Regions from separate parts of the Homo sapiens genome. Here region 1 is linked to region 2. The links are chromatin loops, found by intact Hi-C in ENCODE. Cell type or tissue: gastrocnemius medialis. All regions are shown on one strand. Links, peaks and the distances in the headings refer to the core of each region. The heading gives the core; the rest is flanking DNA.

Region 1 (5,439 bases), core at 296-5,295, 85 kb after region 2:
ATCAGCTAACACTATATGCTTATTATATATACATCAGCGACTACTCTATGCATATATATTAACTCATTTAATCCTCACAACAATCACCGAAGGTAGTAATTAATATTATCCTCACTTCATTCTGTGCTTGAAGACTGTATTTACCCACATTTCTTCCATTAAAACAAATACCCACGGGCCCGAAGAGTGCCCCCCACCCCCTTCCCTGGAGAAGAAGGGAGCCCGGGCATTCCTGACGGGCACTGGAGGAACACCTGTCACTGTCAGCCTGCAGGCCCTCCTCATCCAGGGAAAAGGATGCGGACCAGAAGGGGCCTGCACACAGGTGATGGAGCCACCCACACCAGGACCGACTGAGAGGCAGCTTCCTGTAAGCCTATCAGGGTCGGAATCCCTATCATTAGTCAGGAAATTATCTACAACATACTATCTTTAGAGCCCACTCATTCGCACATGCCTGCATTCATTCGTTCATGCATGCGTTCATTCACCCAGCAGGAGTGGAAGCCGGCTCTTTACTACAAGCTGAAAATAGACAAATAAGATAGAGTACTAGTCCTCAAAGCACTTTCAGCTTAAAAGCATATCATCCATTGCTAGGATCTATCACCATAGAATTATCATTCCCAGCTTACTAGTTTATCAGATTTGATAGCGTTCCTTGGCTTGGGGCAGAGGCCATCCCTCCTAGGTAGTTCAGGCCTTTATCACCCCAGGCCTACATACTTGCGAAAGACTCGTTTCTTAACCTGTTTTTCTGTGCACAGTTGCCAGATTGGTTTTGGCAGAGGCAGCTTCTCCCTTATCAATTTCAGGTGTTTAAAAGTTGGCAGCAACTCCTCCGTCCTAAGCCTAGAGGTAATCTGCAGTTTGTCCCCAACTCAGTTTCACCCCCTATTTTCCAACCAGCGGAAGCTCTGCCCTCACCGTGTATATACCCTGCAAATTGCCCTCTGCCCTTGCACCCACAGCTCCCCTCACCTCAGCTGCCCCACCAATCTCTGTCTAGGCCCAGCCCAGATCTTGTTTCTGGGCGGCTCTTCTCAACCACACCTGTGACCGCTCTGTCGCCCTTGAACGACTTCGGCTGGCACCTACTGTTTGCATGGGCTGAGTGCACACAGTGTCCCCTGCTGCTGGCTTGTTTTGTGCTCACACTTTTGTCTCCAGCAGCACAGTGTGACTAGCCCAGAGCAGTGTGTAGAGCAGTGCGCAGTGGATGCGGAGTGACTCTGAGGGACGATGGAGCTCGGGAGGCTGGTGGGGTCTCCTCTGGATAAGCAGGAGATGCAGAAAGTGTACTGTGAGATGGAAATCAGCCTTGCCCAGTGCAGAAACAAGCATTTCCTTTCACCAAAATCCAGGGAAGGAGAGCTTCCAGAGGTCCGGCCTTACTTAATTACAACTCTGAATGATTCGACGTGAGAAGTTACATTCCCCGATGATCTAACAGTAGGAGTTGAGTTCTCAGCTATTTGAGTTTGCATCTTGCACTGTCTGGATTCTGGGTATAAATTGGGGCAAGTTTCCTTCTCTTGACTCTCAACTCCCTCAAGTATAAAATGGGCTAAAGGCACACTGGCAGAGGCTGGGGAAATTAATTCAGATTGCTGCATTCAACAAGAAAAACACTTTGGAAATTGCAAAATATTTACATCAACAAAAAAGCACAAAAATGGTGTGTTAGTATTACAAATGAAGTCACAACCTGGCTTTCTCAGTGCTATCTTTTGTTTTTAAAGTAACGTCAGGCTTCTTATTTATCCGTGTTAGCAGTGCCCTTTATCTAAAAAATATGTAAATCCATTTGAATTAATTTCCTGTAATACCACATGAAACAATAATCATATTAGTACCATTCATAATGTACTAATAACATTAACATAATTGCATTCAAATATAAAATTGCTAGGTAATAGGCTTTTCATAAACTGTTTCAATGAAAATGTGATTTTTAACCTGACTGTGGGTCTTTGGTTCCAGATATTGTCAGAAAAAAATTCTGCCTAATGTGAGAGTTTCCCACAGTTTTTGCCTGCAGAGGAGGAATTATAAAGAGCTTTTGTGATTGAGAAGAGGAGGGTGTTCAATAGTCACATATTTCTGCACAGACTTGACCTTTCACTGTAGCTTTCTCCACAGCAGGGTCTGGTCCTTGGCGCACAGCGTGTTCTGTACGTGCTGACTCAGGGGACAGAAACACAGAGGCTGCGGCCGCCACGTGATCCTTAGACTTCTGTACCAAGTCTGTGAGGGAAGCTCTTGTGAGCAAGCTAATGTTTCTTTCCTGAGTAGCAGGTCAGTTAGCCTGTTCAAGTCTAGTTGGCTCACAGACAGTTGCAGAATTCTTTCTGGGCTCTCGGGATGGGAAGGGAAGGGTTCTCAGCCCCTTGGCATGACGACGCAAGTAACGGGTTTGAAAGGCCTCCTGGGGTCTGTAAGATACCTGGCCCCAGTTATCAAGTTAAAACTCAGGGCCTTGGATCTAGTATGTAAATTTATTTATTTTTCACAATTGCAGACAAATTTATATATTACTATTATTTTTGAGGGAGAGTCTTGTTCGGTTGCCCAGGCTGTAGTGCAGTGGTGTGATCATAGCTCACTGCAGCCTCAGCCTCCTGGTCTCAGGAGATCTCCCGCCTCAGCCTCCTGAGTAGCTGGGACTACCTGGGCATGCGCCACCACACTGGGCTAATTTTTTAAATTTTTAGTTGACATGGGGGGGGGGGTCTCACTATGTTGCCCAGGCTAGTCTTGAACTTCTGCGCTCAAGTGATCCTCCCGCCTCAGCCTCCCAAAGTGCTAGGATTACAGGTGTGAGCCACTGCACCTGGCCTAAATTTGTATTTTGTGCAAGCCAGTGATCCATTTGTTTCCTGATAAAAATGTGATGAAGTCAGAGACTGTTATAGAACCATGAGCTATGGGGCAAGTCTGTAGTGAAATTAAGTAAAGGGGAGGGAATAATTGGAATGCCGATGGCCATGTCTGAGCATCGAGATCAACCACAAATCATTCTCACAAGCACATGTCAATTTGTGATATATTATTAGATCTGAAAAAAAAAAAGAGATCATGTTGTAACTGAGTAGATCAGAGTGATTCGCTTTGATCAGATATTCCAATCTTGCCGGATCATTATAAAGCCAACCTGAATTTACACAAAGATTTTCTTCCTACTGTGCTCAAAACACAGATATATATTCCCCCGCCTGTGATCCTCCCAGTGACCCGATGAGGTAGGCAGAGAACAACATAATCTCTGCCTCTTAAATAAGCTAATTGCGCTTGAAAGTACTTTTAGCACTTTAGAACATAAATAATATTCCAGGGCAGAGTTAGCTCCCCTTTCTTTCTCTGAAATTCAGAATGGTACAGTAGAGCTGCCAGGACTACTGAGTAACACGACAGTGTGAAAAACGAAAGACAAACAGCTCAAAGTCTTGGGCCAGGGCCGTTTTTCCAGCATTTTCTGCTTTGCCCTCTACTTTCATATAGTTTAGAATTTATTTTAGAATGCACAGAATACATTTCTATATATTTGTGGTCACCTTTTCCCCACATCTTGGAAATAGCAGCAATAGACAATATTGAACACAGAAACTACTGATAAATGCAAAAAAGGTTAATTAATTAATATAGTTGTCCCACCGTATTCCTGGGGGATTGGTTCCAGGACCCCGGGTGATCCTAAAATCCACAGATGCTCAAGTCCCTGATACTAAATGGTGCAGTATTTGCGTATAACCCCTGCACAACCTTTGGTATCCTTTAAATCATCTCTATATTACTTATCATATCTAACACAATGTAAGGCTATGTAAATAGTTGTTATACTTTATTGTTTAGGGAACAATGACAAGAAAAAATTTCTGTATATGTTCAGTACAGGCATATTTTCCCCCCAAGTATTTCAGATCTGCATTTTGCCAAATCCACAGATGTGGAGCCCCCGGCCAGCAGGGCTGACCAGCAGGGCCGAGTGTCCTGCGAGTGCCTGGCTCAGCACAGCATAAGCACTGAGTCAAGGAGCTCATGGGTTTGAGGGCTCATTCATTCAGAAGCTGAGAACTTTCTTTGGACCAAATTGCTGCTGGTGATAATGGGAGGCCAGCAAAGAGGGTATGAGGGAGAGTGAAAATCTCAGGACAGTGAAAATCCAGCACCTCAGGGGGTGGGGGGCAAGGGGAGGGAGAGCATTAGGATAAATACCTAATGCATGCGGGGTTTAAAACCTAGATGACGGGTTGATAGGTGCAGCAAACCACCATGGCACATGTCTACCTATGTAACAAACCTGCACTGTCTGCACATGTATCCCAGAACTTAAAGTAAAATTAAAAAAATAGAAAGAAAAGAAAATCCAGTGCCTGCCTGGCATGATGACAGGCAGCTAAGCTGAGGGCAGAAGAGGCGGAGATCAGCTCCGGGCTCAGGAACATGGGGAGCCGGGAAGACAGAGGGAGGAGGGAAGGAGCTCTCCCGATGGGACTAGCACTCCTGGAAAACAACATTTTTTTTGCATTGATGTCGTGGCTGTTTTTGGAAGGATTCGAACTCTGCTTGGAATGGCAAGGTCTCCACCAGTACTGATGCTTTAAGGTTTTGCTAACGATGACAATGCATTATTTAGATAGGTGATTTTCCATATTAAAAAAAAAAGGTTCCTAGATTCGAATAGCATCTACCTTACAGACATGGTCCTGAGACCCTGGGAGAGGTGCAGCTGGCCAACACGCTGTGTCCCCACAGGGAACGAGCATGGAAGGGTTAAGCAGCAGCGTTCCCTGCCCAGAAGAAGCAGTGTTCTGTAGCAAGTATTTTAAATTCAGCTGCTAGAGCAGGAGAGGAAGTTGGAGACAGGAAACCATCTCAGAACAGTGAGCGTTTAAATAACGAGGGCAGCGGATTGTCTTCTGTTTCTCAGCCATCCCAGCAGTATTCTTTCCCTGTCTCTACCCAGGGAAGACCACAGGATCCCACTCCCAGCCTCAGAAGACATTTGCATAACACATTTACATTTGAAGGGAGCCCACGGATTGGCAACTCCCGAAGCTTCAGCTAGGCACGGTTTTCTACAATAGCAATTAGGAACAGAAATAGAATAACAATAGGTGTAGAAATACAGTTGCTGAGCTGTGGGTAGATGAAGCAGAAAAATCTCTGCGTTTTAAAGCCCGAACTTTGAATAATTGCAGAGTGGGAGACTAACTGGCCTTTGTTCTTTGTGTATGGGCTCTGAGGTCTAGAAGAGACCAAACCAATTTGGACCAACGTGGGAGCTGAAGAGAGCTCCCCTCGCAGGAAATGAAGCGGCCGGGTTGGCGTCAGACCAGGAGAGACCAAGGCAGAGCCCATGCCAGCGATCGCTGAAGGGGCTGCTGAGGTGCTGGCTGGTGGCCCAGACGGCAGTGAGCAGAGCTCCATGGAAGTGCT
Region 2 (5,439 bases), core at 269-5,268:
TTTTTTCCAGAAGCCCCACCCAATAGCATTTCACTTACATCTCATTTGTTAGAGCTGGGTTTTCGTTTGTTTGTTTGTTTGTTTTGAGATAGGGTCTCACTCTGTCGCCCAGGCTGGAGTGTAGTGGTGCAGTTACAGCTCATTGCAGCCTCACCCTCCCGGGCTCAAGCAATTATCCCACTTCAACCTCTAAGTAACTAGGACCACAGTTGCGTGCCATTATGTCTGGCTAATTTTTGTAGAGATGGGGTTTTGCCATGTTGCCCAGGCTGGTCTCAAACTCCTGGCTTCAAGTGATCCACCTGCCTTGGCCTCCCAAAGTGCTGGGATTACAGGCATGAGCCACAACGCCCAGCCAGAGCTGAGTTTTGAGAAGCATTTCTGGCTGGCCACATTGCCACCTCAATCAAAAAGAGGGTTCTGTTACAAAGTGTCACGGGTTGAATTATGTTCCCCTTCCTGCCCTCTGCCAAATGCGTATGTTGTCCTAACCCCCAGTACCTCAGATGGGGACCTTATGGGGATCTAGGGCTGCTGCAGGTATAATTAGTTAAGTTAGGATGAGGTCATGCAGGAGTAAGGTGGGCCCCTAATCCACTATGCCTGGTGTCCTATAGAAAGAAGAAATGTGGACACAGATCCGCATGCAGTGAGATGATGTGTGAAGAGGAAGACAGACCCCAGGGTGATGCTTCTACAAGCCAAGGAATGCCAAAGACTGCTGGCCATCCCTAGGAGCCAGGCGGAGGCCTGGGCCGTGCCTTCCTCGGGGCTCAGCAGGAACCAGCCCCACTTGCACCTTGGCCTGGGACTTCCAACCTCCAGACCCGGGACAGTTCTGTCATTTAAACCACTGAGTCCAGGGTACTTTGCTAGGACAGCCCAAGGAAACCAATGCACTCAGGGAGACAAATATAAGAGACGCTGTGCAGCCAGGCAGCAAAGCCTTTGCTGGGACTCGGAAAGAACCGGAATGCTTTGAGCATGTTTCCTTCATAAAGTAGACTGTGTTCCTGGTAGGTGCAATGCAAAGGATCCGGATGAGGACAAACCCTCCCTGGACATAGGACCAGAGGAAGGAGGCAGGGCATGCACAGAACTGAGGCACCCCCAGAGAGACCAGGGCCTGGGTGACTCACTGCTCTAGGGAGCCAAAGATTGTTTCTGGTTGGTGAGCCAGGGCAGCCTATTGGAGGCACAGGCCTTGGAGACAGCAGGCCTTGGATGCGTGGAGGTTGGGGCGAATGTTCCAAAGGAAACAATGAACCCAGAGACTTGGGGGCAGGCGCACAATGGGGCCTGTGTGTGACACTGCGTACTGTGTCACTCGGGTGGATGTTCCCTGGAGAACAGTACATTGTAACTGCTTCCAAAGCAAGTGAACTATGGGTTTCAACAAACTCCTGAATTTCTGTATTAAAGACCCAACAGGTGAAGAACAAAGAATTTGGAGGTATTCTTCTGACTCAGCAATTTCATTTCGGATGCAGGTCTCCTTTGCAAAACTTTTGGCAGGATGGTTTTATGCTTCTTACACTTTGTTTTTCAACCTCTCTGACCTTTACATCAAAACATCCATCAGGGGCTTGTTCTGAGAATCTTGGTCACTTTGATTCTTGGCCCGAAACACTGACATAGAACTGGTTTCCCAAAGGATTCTGTGGAGAAGGCTGAGAAGTGTGACAGTGCCTCTTTAATTAGATTTGTCCCTGAACTTTGAGAAGGTCAGGATGTTCACAGCAGGGCCCTTAACTCTTAGAGACTCATCACTCCTGGGCAGAACATTGGCATGTGCTCTTCCCAGCTGTGTCCCCTCAGAGGAGACTTTTCACAGTTTTGTGTTGGGCCAGCCATGAAAACAGAAGCTCAGCCCGTTAGTCCCAGCTCTATGGGACCAGCTTTGAGAAAAACAGGTAATAACAGACACTGATTTATTCAAGGATGCGATCCTTCAACAGCTTTTTACCATATCCACAAACACAAACTCCAGGAGGGCCTGAAGCTGAGAAGCAGATGGGCTGCTGGGGACACATATTTACAGTGTGTGATCATTAAGCAGGGGTGTCCTCACTTCCCAAATTCTAGTAATCAATACGTATTTCCTATGGCTGCCGTAACAAATTGCCACAAACTTAGTAGCTCAAACCAACACAAATGGGTTCTCTTAGAATTCTGGAGGTCAGAACTCTGAAATAGGTCCTAAAATCAAGGTGTCAGCAGGGCTGTGTTCCTTGCAGAGATGCCACAGGAGAATCCATTTCCCTGATTTTTCCAGCTTCTAGAGGCCACCCACATTCTTTGACTTGTGGCCTCTTCCTCTTCAAAACTTGTCCTGTAGTCATCGTCCTGTCATTTTTGACTTTAATCTTCTTGCCTCTCTCTTAAAGATCCTTGTGAGTAGATTAGGCCCACCTGAATCATCCAGGACAATCCCTCCATCCCCAAATCCTTCACAGAATCACACTGACAAAATTCCTTTTGCCAGGTAAGGTATTCACAGGTTCTGGGGATTAGGACGTGGACGTCTTTGGTGGAGGAGGGGGCATCGTTCTCTCTACCACACCGAGACTTTGCAAAAATGTGTTCTTCTTGGACAAGTAAATTTGGAACATGTTGGGTTAAATAAAAAAAACAAACCAGGTTTCTTTATTGCAGGACTTTTCCGTCTTCAGTGTTAATGAATGTTGTAAAATCCAAGAGGGAAATGTAGTGTATAGTGTTTCCCAATCTTGTTTGAACAAGATCCCCCTCCTTCATTTCCCCCCATGAAAGCAGTGAACATTTCAGGATCGAGTGGGGACACAGTCTCAGGAAACACATTTTGGCCCAACTGCGGAAGTCAAGGCCTGGAGGAGCAGGTTTACATCTCACCAAGGTTTGGGGATGAAACCGATTACAGGGGAGAATCATTCTGTGGCGGCCACCACGTGCCATGCCGTGAACACTGCAGAAGAGGAATTCTTCATTTAGGATCTGATATTTCGTGTCTGAAATTTCTGAGTAGGATTTGGTTGACCTCAACTCCACCCTCTAAGGCAGATAGAGAAGTCAATCCTTCACTTATTCATTCACCCATCCATGCGCTTAGTAAGTGTATATAAGGCAACATTATACTGGGAATTCCACGTCCACCGGTTCCCTGCCCACGTTCCCCAGCTCTAGTTTCCGCGCCCAGCCCCCTTTTGGCCATAGCCACCCATAACTGTCAAGTTGAATCACAAACAGCTGTCTCCCAAAAATATCCTGAGAAATCTCCCCCAACTCTATATATTCCCTGAAGGTCGCACGAAGCAGGACTATAGGCAGGAGGGGCGGGGCCCAGGCAGAGGATGTGAGTCACTAGGCAAGTGCTGCCTCGTATTTTTGGCCTGCGGGTGGGGTGGCTGGGTGGGTTGAGCAGCACTTGTGCTCATGGTCGGGTGAATTTATGGGATTTATCCAAGTTAATGGTAGTGCTGGAGGCAGCTCCAGGGAGCGAGGCAATCGGAATGTGCCTCTTACCACTCCACTAAGCCGCTCTCTGGACACGGAGCCATCCTACCCGGCCTGTGCTTTTAATGCCAAGATCCGCATTGCCCAGCCCTGGCCTGTGGGTCTCCTCCCCCTGTGCCCTGGCCCCACATGTGGTCTTTGCAAACAGTGCCCCTGGACAAGGAGGGCACATGGGCCTGATCCGCTTCCCCAAAGCCTATGGAGCACTTATCAGTCCTATTTAAAGCTCCAGTTAAGGATTCGGATTCAAGACTATGCCATTAAATGACCACATTAACGAGCTCTCCGAGAAAAGCTCTCACAAAGCTTTTGAGCTCATAGCCTCTTGGCTGCCTTAGGAGCTTCCAGTGTGTTAACATTCAGAAAATCCAAATATTCCGAGCGCCGGCGCTGCAGCGTTCCCAGCCCTTTGCCGACTGGAAGCTTCTCTGTCTGCTGTGTGGATGGAGCAGCAGGAGCCAGTGAGTCCTGGGCAGCCTCAGGGCCACCTGGGCACAGCCCCCCTCTGTCCCTCTGTCCCGGGGGCCCTGTCCTCTTGGCGGGGCTCCAGGCCTCTGGCGGCTGCTTTTGTGCTCTTTTGCGGGGCATCTGTGAGAACAGTCTGGAAGACAATGACAGAGTGCTTGCCTGGGGAGTCGGAGGAGCTCCGGTTATGTCCAAGCCGAACCCCTGGAGCCTCTGGACTGCCTGGCACTGAGGGAGCGGGAACTGGACGGTGGGCATGTGGCCGGGAGGAGCCTTCCAACCAGAAGAAACTAAGTTTTCAAGTTTCCTGCTGTGTCATCTCAACTGGAAAGTAGGCATATCGGGGTATTTCTGAAGGTGAAGGGCACCGTTTGCCTGTACTCTGTTCCTCGGCATCCCCAGAAAAAGAAGCTTTGATGTGAAAGGGGCTCCTGGGCTGTGCTTTTCCCTTCTGTGTCCGTGTCAGGGTTTCTCTCTGCCACCTCTTGACACCAGCCCTTATTTTTAGGGATGTTCAGACCTGAGGGTTCGGCCTGTGCAGCCAAGAAGCCCTCGAGCTGATTCATGGCGTGGATCCCTGTCCTTGTGTCTCAACGATGGGAGGCTGGAGGTGGAGCCACAGGGCTGCTGGAGGGGAATGGGGCGAGGACCATGAGCCTGACTCAGTGGCCCCAGCGAGGCCAGGGCTTCTGGTCTTCACAGGTGGCCAAGGCTTTGTGGACCTGCCCTGGCCCCCATGCCTGAATTGCATGGAGGTGGCCCCTTTTGCACACTAAGAAAGATTCCCAGAATTCCTGCTGTCTTCTCCTTTCTACGGTCTGGGCTGATGTAGGGGCTTCTCTGCACTGGGGAGGAGCCCATCCCCTCTGAGGCTGAGCTAGGATTCCCTCCCTGGATGCAGTTAGGAGTTGAGCTTAATTTTCTTTCTTTCTTTCTTTTTTTGTTGAGACAGTCTCACTCCGTCGCCCAGGCTGGAGTGCGGCGGCGCAATCTCGGTTCACTGCAACCTCTCCCTCCCGGGTTCAAGCAATTTTCTTGCCTCAGCCTCCTGAGTAGCTGGGATTACAGGCACCTGCCACCATGCCTGGCTAATTTTTTGTATTTTTAATATAGACAAGGTTTTGCCATGTTGGCCAGGCTGGTCTTGAACTCTTGAACTCAGGCAATGTGCCTGCCTTGGCCTCCCAAAGTGCTGGGATTACAGGCATGAGCCACCACACCCGGCCCTGAGCCTAATTTTCAACGTACTTTGATTCTGTCCGTACTTTGAAGCAGAAGTGGCACTGGCTGGATGTGGCTGAGGAGGGACACCTGGGTTGCATTGGCTCCCATTAATGGCCAAAGGCAAGGAGGGGAGAAGATGGTTCCTTTTTAGAAAGAAACTTAAAAAGCAGCAAAACAAAACACACGCACACACCCCCAAAAATGTCTTGGCTGTGGTGGCTGTGGACCTGCACCCCTGGGATGGCCACATCATCCTTC

What was found. Peaks named below come from ENCODE experiments on the same cell type or tissue, not always from the same donor. Only the 100,000 strongest peaks of a DNase experiment are listed, where the experiment ranks them.
Region 1: it touches region 2 in a loop (2.8-fold over the local background); 5 of 110 quality-filtered maps call a loop at or near these places.

Annotation. Positions count from the first base shown.
Region 1 is chr6:163,260,160-163,265,598 of GRCh38, reverse strand. The region is part of intron 4 of PACRG (parkin coregulated); the gene reads right to left. Among named protein-coding and RNA genes, the nearest start is that of PACRG-AS1, 62 kb to the left of the region's middle. In gastrocnemius medialis, for the core only: no CTCF peak of the experiment used is centred there; DNase peaks (open chromatin) are centred at 1,085 and 2,208; H3K4me3 peaks cover 1,054 bases; H3K27ac peaks cover 3,470 bases.
Region 2 is chr6:163,345,228-163,350,666 of GRCh38, reverse strand. DKFZp451B082 (a long non-coding RNA gene) reads left to right here and starts at 3,634. Exons shown (of 4, transcript NR_033862.1): 1 at 3,634-4,288. In gastrocnemius medialis, for the core only: no CTCF peak of the experiment used is centred there; DNase peaks (open chromatin) are centred at 3,336 and 4,516; H3K4me3 peaks cover 1,307 bases; H3K27ac peaks cover 3,838 bases.